Linked DNA regions of Homo sapiens: all the other regions are linked to region 1. A link is a loop called in an ENCODE intact Hi-C map of the cell type or tissue named here. Cell type or tissue: mammary epithelial cell. All regions are shown on one strand.

Region 1 (2,500 bases):
AAGGGGAGACTAGAGAGACTTGGGGTGTTGGGAGGTATCTAAAGGCAAGTGGCTTGTAAGTGTTTAATTGCTGGAAAGGAGGAGGAGGGAGCTTGGAAAGGGAACAGTAGCAAATGTGAAGGGGGCTGCAGAGCAGTGTGAGCCTCTTGGAAGCCTATTGGCAATCACAAGAGGGTGGAAACAGTGCCCCAAGTGAGGGCACTGAGGAGCAAGTCCAAGGTGAAGTGGGACAAGGAGGATTGAGGCCTTCAAGTCAGGGTCTGTGCAGTCTGTAACCAGCCTTGGCACCACCATTTCTGTGCAGGCCGACTGAATCCAACTGACAGTCCCTGAAAAGAGCAAAGGCTCTCTTCTCCGGTCATGCGGGAGGGTCTACCCATAGACTTCTGGGAAGGCCAGATGTGAGGGAGGCCAGGGAGTTAATAGGTAATGCCCCCAAACAGCTCTCAACCCATGACTAATGGAGATTTGAGAATGAGTATCTCAGCTCCCCTTGTTCTTGGGGGCAGCAATGATGTAAGGCCTATGTTCTACGCTGGCTCCCAGAATCCCCAGCAGGATTTGGTCCCAATGGCCCACAGTGGTAGCTTGCTTGATGACACTTCCTTTATTGGCTGCTTTCCTTGTCTCCTTGCCACTGCTGGTGTTTCTTGGCCTCACCTCCCATACTAACTATATGCATGTATATCTTTGTCCAGGTCTGCTTTGGGGGAAACTAAGATAAGCACTGTCCATGAAAGGGGGACAAGGCAGTGAGCAGACACAGACAACTGCAAGGACCTCTTCCCACAGGTACCACTGACCTGTACAAATGGGCCCTCAGCTTGAAGACTTAGCTAATACTCTGAATGCTCAGAAGATAGGCAGGGCCAAGGTCTGGGCCTGAGGTAGGTGGGCCCCTGTCACACTAGTTTGCTCTTGCTTGACCCCAGAATTGGTTAGAGGCAAGCTCAGGATACTAAAAATTGATAGTTATAATGTGCCTTGGGTCCCAGAGTAGCCCAGGTCTCTCAGGCCCTACAGGATGAGGCCAGAGTGACCCACTGGGAGGTCCCCTGGCCTCTGACTCTTCCAGCACATTCTCTGCTCAGTATCACTCCTTCCAGGAATTCTCCCCACCCAGGTTTGTAGAAGGGCCAGTGCCTTCTGTTCCTCCACCCCCGCTAGCCTCAGTGTACACTGTAAGACCTATTCCTGCTTTATGCCCAGGTAAGGGCGCCCCAGGCTGCCCCCACACGACAGAGGCCCAGGCCATGTCCCCAGTGGCCTCCAGGGGGCGCCGCCGGGAAGCCTGTAATTGGGCTCCTGGGAGCTCCGCGGAGGTGGGCAGGCGCCGGCCCCTCAAGCCCTCGGGTTCGGCTGGCCTGCTCGACACAGCCTGCGCACCCAGGCTGGGTCGGGCTCAGAACTGCCCCTTGCCATACACGTGTTGTGTCGCTCGCCGCTGCCTCATTTCTACTCTTGCCCGAGGTCGGACGCTAAATTCTGTCAGGCCCAGTGTCCAAGTGTCCGTTTATCTGTCCGTTTGCATATGACCGTAGATCGGCACGCCCTGCTCCAGCTGCGGCATGTGCAGGGTTAAGGCGAGAGGAGGTTTCCCTGAGTCGGAGGGGGAGGGGGGCGAGGGGCGGACCTGGCCCAGCCCCGCCCCGCGCCGGAGCAGTGCCGGAGCCCCGCCAGAGCCCGACTTCAGCCCCAGCCAGATCCCGCGTCAACGGAGGCGGAACGGCGGACCCCGTACCCTGGCAGCATCGGAGCACCGGCGGGTGAGTCCCGCGGGAACCGCGCTCAGGGGAAGTTTGGGGCGCGGGGTGTAGAACCCCAAGCGCGTTAGCCCAGACCCGCCCCCCACATCCTTGAGCTGGAAGTTTGGGGCCAAGAGGCCCTCCTGCCAGGGGTCCAGGAGTGTAGCCACCAAGAGAAAGGGGTGGCTGGAGAACTTGGGGATCTCCTGCGAGGGAACCCAGAAGTCCAGCTGCCCATTCCTGGTGGAAACGCCCTGGACTCAGACCCTGGAGTCCTGTGGTCATGAGATTTCTCCAACGGCCCCCCGCCCCAACCCCACTTCTGGACACCAGGGAATCTGGCTTCTGGGGGGGTTTGGAATGGGCAAACTCCTGAGGGGGGACCTCGAGAGGAGAGTGTGGAACCCTGGTGTTTAGTCCTCCCCCTAGTCTGAAACACACCCTGACTCTGGTCTTTTACTAGTGGGAATGGTTTAAATTAACCCTGTGGAATGGCCCCCAGGATGTTGTAAGGATACTCTGGAGTCTGACCCCTGACAGCAGGCGTGGGGACCCCCAGGCTGCCCAGGGCACCCTGGAAGCCAGTAAGGACTCCCCTCATGCAGGACCAGCGTGAGGCTTGTTGAGGGGAAAGGAAGGGTCCTGGATGGAGAGTCCTGTTCTAGTCACCTTACTACTGCCCTCCTAGACCCAGATTTGACCCAGTTGCTGAGTGGTTTGGGTAGTGGGTGAGAAGGAGAATCCTTCATGCCTCC
Region 2 (2,500 bases), 190 kb after region 1:
GGGGCACACCGTCAGGGCCCACCAGGAACTTCTCAAAGTTCCAGGCAACATCGTTGCGACACACCGGAGACCAGGTGATGAGCTTGGGGTCGGTCATAAGCGCGGTGGCGTCGTCGCTGGGAGCTGGCAGGGCCTCCCGCAGGAAGGCGAAGAGAGGGTGCGCCCCCGCACCGTTCACCTCGCACTTCTCGAAGAGCATGAAGTTGGGCTCGAACCCACCACCAGGCCGGACGTACTTGAGGGAATTCAGAATCTCTTCGTTCTTGGCGTTCTCCTACAGGAGAGAAGGGCAGCTAGAACCCGGGGTCAAGAGGAGGAGAGAAACGTTCTAACCACAAACAAGGGAGATTTTCTATGAGTCACCGGGATTTTGCCCTCCATGCGCAATCCCAAGGGCGGAGAGGAATTTCAGCAGCTACGAGCAACAGAAAGGAAACGAGAGAGTAGCCAGACTCTCCGCGCATGGAGCCGACGGCACCCACCAGCACACCGCCGGCGCCCCCAGCCACTACTGCACGTCCGCCCCCGCCCCGCCCCGCTCCGCCCGGCGCACCTGATGCCCAAACTGGTTGCACGGGAAGCCGAGCACCACCAGGCCCCGGGGTCCGAGGCGCCGCTGCAGCTCGTTCATCTGGGTGTAGTCCCGGACCGTGGTGCCTCAGAGGGACGCCACATTCTCGATAAGTAGTACCTTGCCCCGCAGGGAGCCCAGGCTCACAGGCTCCCCGCCGGCCAGCGGGCGCGCCGAGAAGGCATACACCGACTGGGCCGCCGCCGCCGCCGCCGCTAGCCGAGCAGCACACATGGCGCAATTGTCCAAGAAGCCAGCGGAGCGCCCCGAACAAGCACTGTAAGGGGAGGCCAGCAGGCGCCTCCTTTTAACTGGCCGGCGGCGGGTCACGTGGCACAGGCAGTTTTCCGGGCCTGAGGGTCCCGCCTCATCCGGCCCCCGCCCTACCCGGAGGGCTCGGCCCCTCCTCAGCCAGGAAAAGGCTGGAGAGTGCGCCCGAGCGGGACGCGTGCTCCTCCTAAGCCGGAAGGAGCAGCAGGCATGTCTGGTCTGGCCCAGGCAACCAGGCGGCAGCGGTCCAGGTTACCCTTCCAAGGGCTGGGGCCCTCGAGGGCTCCGTTTTTTCTCAGAGGTTCCTGAGTTAGGATGTGGGGTTTGGCATAGGAGGCTGGTGGGCGACGGCAGCAGCTGCAGGAGCTGCCCGTGCACAAACAGCCCTCCTCTCCTGTGCCATGTTACCGGCAGTGCAGGGGACAGCCAGAGGGATCTAGGCTTCCGGTCTCCCTCCTCCCTGTCTCCAAAGCGGCACCGCCCTCGTGCGGGTTTTCTAACCGGGCAGAGTCCTGGAAGCTCTGCCCCAGCCTCCTTAAGTGGAGCCCAGTAGCTCGCCGAGGCCAAGGAAACGCTGCCGGAGTCCTCCCTCCCTGGCCTCCTCAGGCTGCATTCACCCTACCCCCAAATCTGAACCAGAATGCGGTACAGGGTAATCATTTCCATGTTGTTGGGAGGGACCAGATTAGCTGCTGGGTGGGTGGGAGGTGGGGCACAAGCTAGTCCTTTGCACTCAACAAACCTCTCCAGGGTGAGCTAGGCCAGGAAGTCCTTGCATCCTCCTACCCCCAGCCCTGGAGAGAGCAACACAAACAACAGGATACAGGAAGTTTAGAAAACTGCCTTTATTCTATTAGTAGTTGGAAAAATTAACTGGTACAGAAAAAAAGTTTAGTCAGCTGGAGAGAAGAGAGACTGAGTGCCACCCATGAGAACTGGTGGCTCCTCTGGGAGGGAACCTGGATACAGTGAGGAGAAAAGAGCACTGTGAATTAGAGCCAGATGCTTAAGTCCAGGTGAGACAGGTTATGCCATCTTCCAAAGTGTCTAATTGCCTCAGGCGTGAAACCAATTCCTATTTACTTAGCCCAGCTCCATGGGGTACTGAGATACATGGGGCCGAAAAGGGGTAATATGGCCATCTTTTATCAGAAAAAGTGACAAAACGGGAATTTAAAAAATGAATTTTCCATCTGACTTTATTTCCAAATACACTTTCTTTTTTAAAAAACCAATACACTTTCTTTGAGGATGACAGTATTAGGAAATCCAATTATACAAAAAATACTACATCTAGTCTGGGGTAGATATATTTATTTTTGGTAACATACATTAAGTGGCACTAATTACACAGTAACTATAAGGTAACTAACATGAAACCACAGAACTGTAACTCTGCCACAGCTGCATGAACTTGGGCTTTTCTGGTTGAGCCCATTTTCAAAAAACTGCCCACCCCAGAGCTATGCCAACAAAATCTGTTACGGAGTAAAGCCCTGAAGTGGTGACTCACCAGAGTACCTTGCAGCTGACAGATAATAGGCAGGACATGTTAGTTATAAAGTAGTTACAGCCTAATTCACAAAAGTTACCAACTGTTTCTCTTTCTAGAAAGAAGCAAGAAGTTAAGAAATTCCTTGAATTAGCGCCTGGTGTGTC
Region 3 (2,500 bases), 74 kb after region 1:
GTGCCACTGCACTCCAGCCTGGGTGACGGAGCGAGACTCTGTCTCAAAAAAAAAAAAAAAAAAAAAGAGTAGTATGTATAGTTGAGGAATAACTGTGATAGCTTCTTTTTCATTAGAAATGAATATTTTCATATTAATATTTACATATAAATATGTATATGAATATGGATTTTAAAAAGAAAAATGCGATTTGCCTTAGCAGTGGTCATAGGAAGTCTGTGTTCTCTCTTTTTTTTTTTTTTAACTTTTTATTTTATTTTGAGGTGGAGTCTCGCTCTGTCTCCCAGGCTGGAGTGCAGTGGCATGATCTTGGCTCACTGCAACCTCCGCCTCCCAGGTTCAAGGAATTCTCCTGTCTCAGCCTCCCCAGTAGCTGGAATTACAGGTGCCCACCACCACGCCTGGCTAATTTTTGTATTTTTAGTAGAGACGGGGTTTCACTGTCTTGGCCAGGCTGGTCTTGAACTCCTGACCTTGTGATCCACCTGCCTTAGCCTCCCAAGATGCTGGGACTCTCTTTTTTTTTCCCTGCTGGGCACTAAGGTTTCTCAGGGTCAAGTCTTCAGATCTAATCAAGCAATGTTTTGATGCTATGCTAGGTAGAGATCTGCCATATTTATGGAATCATTTATGTTACTTATCACTTCAATATTTCATAAAGATTTGTTTTCTTTTTTCCCTCCTATTCTAGTGAGACTCTATACAACTTTGTTTCTAATGTTAGAGAAAGCATTCTCAGGGTAAGTACAGATACTTTTCAAGGAGTTAGAACATCTTATATTTTAAGAAGTTTAATATTTATATTGTATTGGCTTTAGTTAATGTAGAATAGCAATATTTTAACTATCCCTATTTATCATGAAATGACAATTCTCTAAGATAGTAGAATAAGGCAATAGCCTGTGAATTATTTCATAATTTTGGGTTTCTTAGTTGCAGACGTCTGTGGAAAAGTCTGAGGACCATCTCAGTTCAAGAAGCCAATCTATTTTGGATTCTTTGGAGACTGTGGCCAAGACATGTGAGTGCCTCATGTTTGAGGTATCAGCAGAGGGCACTGGTGAATGATGAACATGAACTTTCTGACCCCAGCCTGGTTTCCAGTGGTGAGGTTCCTCACAGGGTTTCAGATGAGAGGATGGGTATATAGGGTTAGTCCTGAAGAGATGTGGAGCACACTGAGCTGGGTAGTGAGGCCCACCTCTATGTGACAATGCTCTGGTCCCATGATGCCTTTTGTGAGGCACTAATCCCCCACCTGGTAACCATGTTGCCTCAGGGCAGGTAGCTCTGCTAGGTTTCTCATCTCACTGCCTGAAGTGAGTCAGCAACATCCTTGAGTCTCAAATTGCTGCCTGTGCTGTCTATAGACACTGACTGCCCCCTTAGGAGTTAGAAATACTGTAGTACCTGCTGCTCTTCTTGCTGCCTTGGTTTCAGTGAGAGCTGTGTTGTGAATCACAGCATCATTCTCAATTTTTTTTTTTTTTTTGAGACAGAGTCTCGCTCTGTCACCCAGGCTGGAGTGCAGTGGCGCAATCTCGGCTCACTGCAAGCTCCGCCTCCCGGGTTCACGCCATTCTCCTGCCTCAGCCTCCTAAGTAGCTGGGACTACAGGCGTCTGCCACCACGGCTGGCTAATTTTTAAAATTTTTAGTAGAGACGGGGTTTCACTGTGTTAGCCAGGATGGTCTCCATCTCCTGACCTCGTGATCTGCCCGCCTCAGCCTCCCAAAGTGCTGGGATTACAGGCATGAGCCACCACGCCCAGCCCCATTCTCAATTTTACTTATAGTTTGTGGTTTATAAAATCCTGTGCTCCACCAATTAGTGGTTTACATTTAGATGAAACCATGGCCCTTGCCCTATAAACAGAAGAGAGTAAATATACAGTTCTCCTTGGGTGAATACTTCTCTAGAACCACCTGTTTCCTAGCAAAACGATGAGCTGATGACTATGCATCTGTACTTGTTTGCATTTGTCTGTGTGTTTATTTTATAAACAAGTTGAAATCAACTTACACAAATGCCATGGGGTGGACTGCTCATAATTTACAAAAATTAATGCCTTTTTGTGGCCTAAAAATTAATCCCCAACTGTCTGCATAGAAGCACTGTACTGTCTGCTGGATTTCAACCTGGGCATCCCACACACAGGGCATATGCATCTGTTTAGAAACTTGTTCTGGGGCCGGGCACAGTGGCTCCCACTTGTAATCCTAGCACTTTGGGAGGCCGAGGCGGGCAGATCACAAGGTCAGGAGTTCAAGTCTGGCCTGTCTAATATGGTGAAACCCCATCTCTACTAAAAATACAAAAATTAGCTGGGTGTGGTGGTGGGCGCCTGTAGTCCCAGCTACTCGGGAGGCTGAGGCAGAAGAACTGCTTGAATCTGGGAGGCGGAGGTGGCAGTGAGCTGAGATGGCGCCACTGCACTCCAGCCTGGACGACAGAGCGAGACTCCGTCAAAAAAAAAAAAAAAAAAAAAAACTTGTTCTGG

The links. A loop is a pair of places that touch in the nucleus more often than their neighbours do. Peaks named below come from ENCODE experiments on the same cell type or tissue, not always from the same donor. Only the 100,000 strongest peaks of a DNase experiment are listed, where the experiment ranks them.
Region 2: it touches region 1 in a loop (6-fold over the local background); 30 of 110 quality-filtered maps call a loop at or near these places.
Region 3: a loop joins it to region 1, with 4 times the contacts of the local background. A loop is called at or near these places in 5 of 110 quality-filtered maps.

Annotation. Positions count from the first base shown.
Region 1 is chr3:49,169,920-49,172,419 of GRCh38, forward strand. KLHDC8B (kelch domain containing 8B) reads left to right here and starts at 1,679. Exons shown (of 6, transcript NM_173546.3): 1 at 1,679-1,766. RefSeq lists silencers at 1,205-1,374, 1,595-1,694. In mammary epithelial cell, a CTCF peak has its summit at 1,270 (motif pointing right); DNase peaks (open chromatin) are centred at 1,312 and 1,552; H3K4me3 peaks cover 1,439 bases.
Region 2 is chr3:49,357,474-49,359,973 of GRCh38, forward strand. It overlaps GPX1 (glutathione peroxidase 1), which reads right to left and starts at 880. Exons shown (of 2, transcript NM_000581.4): 1 at 554-880; 2 at 1-274. The coding sequence starts at 805. It overlaps RHOA (ras homolog family member A), which reads right to left. Exons shown (of 5, transcript NM_001664.4): 5 at 1,672-2,500. RefSeq lists enhancers at 556-1,164, 1,073-1,402, 1,165-1,773 and a silencer at 853-912. In mammary epithelial cell, no CTCF peak of the experiment used is centred here; DNase peaks (open chromatin) are centred at 368 and 978; H3K4me3 peaks cover 1,506 bases; H3K27ac peaks cover 2,018 bases.
Region 3 is chr3:49,243,713-49,246,212 of GRCh38, forward strand. IHO1 (interactor of HORMAD1 1) reads left to right here. Exons shown (of 8, transcript NM_001135197.2): 5 at 692-740; 6 at 934-1,021. Among named protein-coding and RNA genes, the nearest start is that of MIR4271, 29 kb to the right of the region's middle. In mammary epithelial cell, a CTCF peak has its summit at 1,015 (motif pointing right); a DNase peak (open chromatin) is centred at 1,319.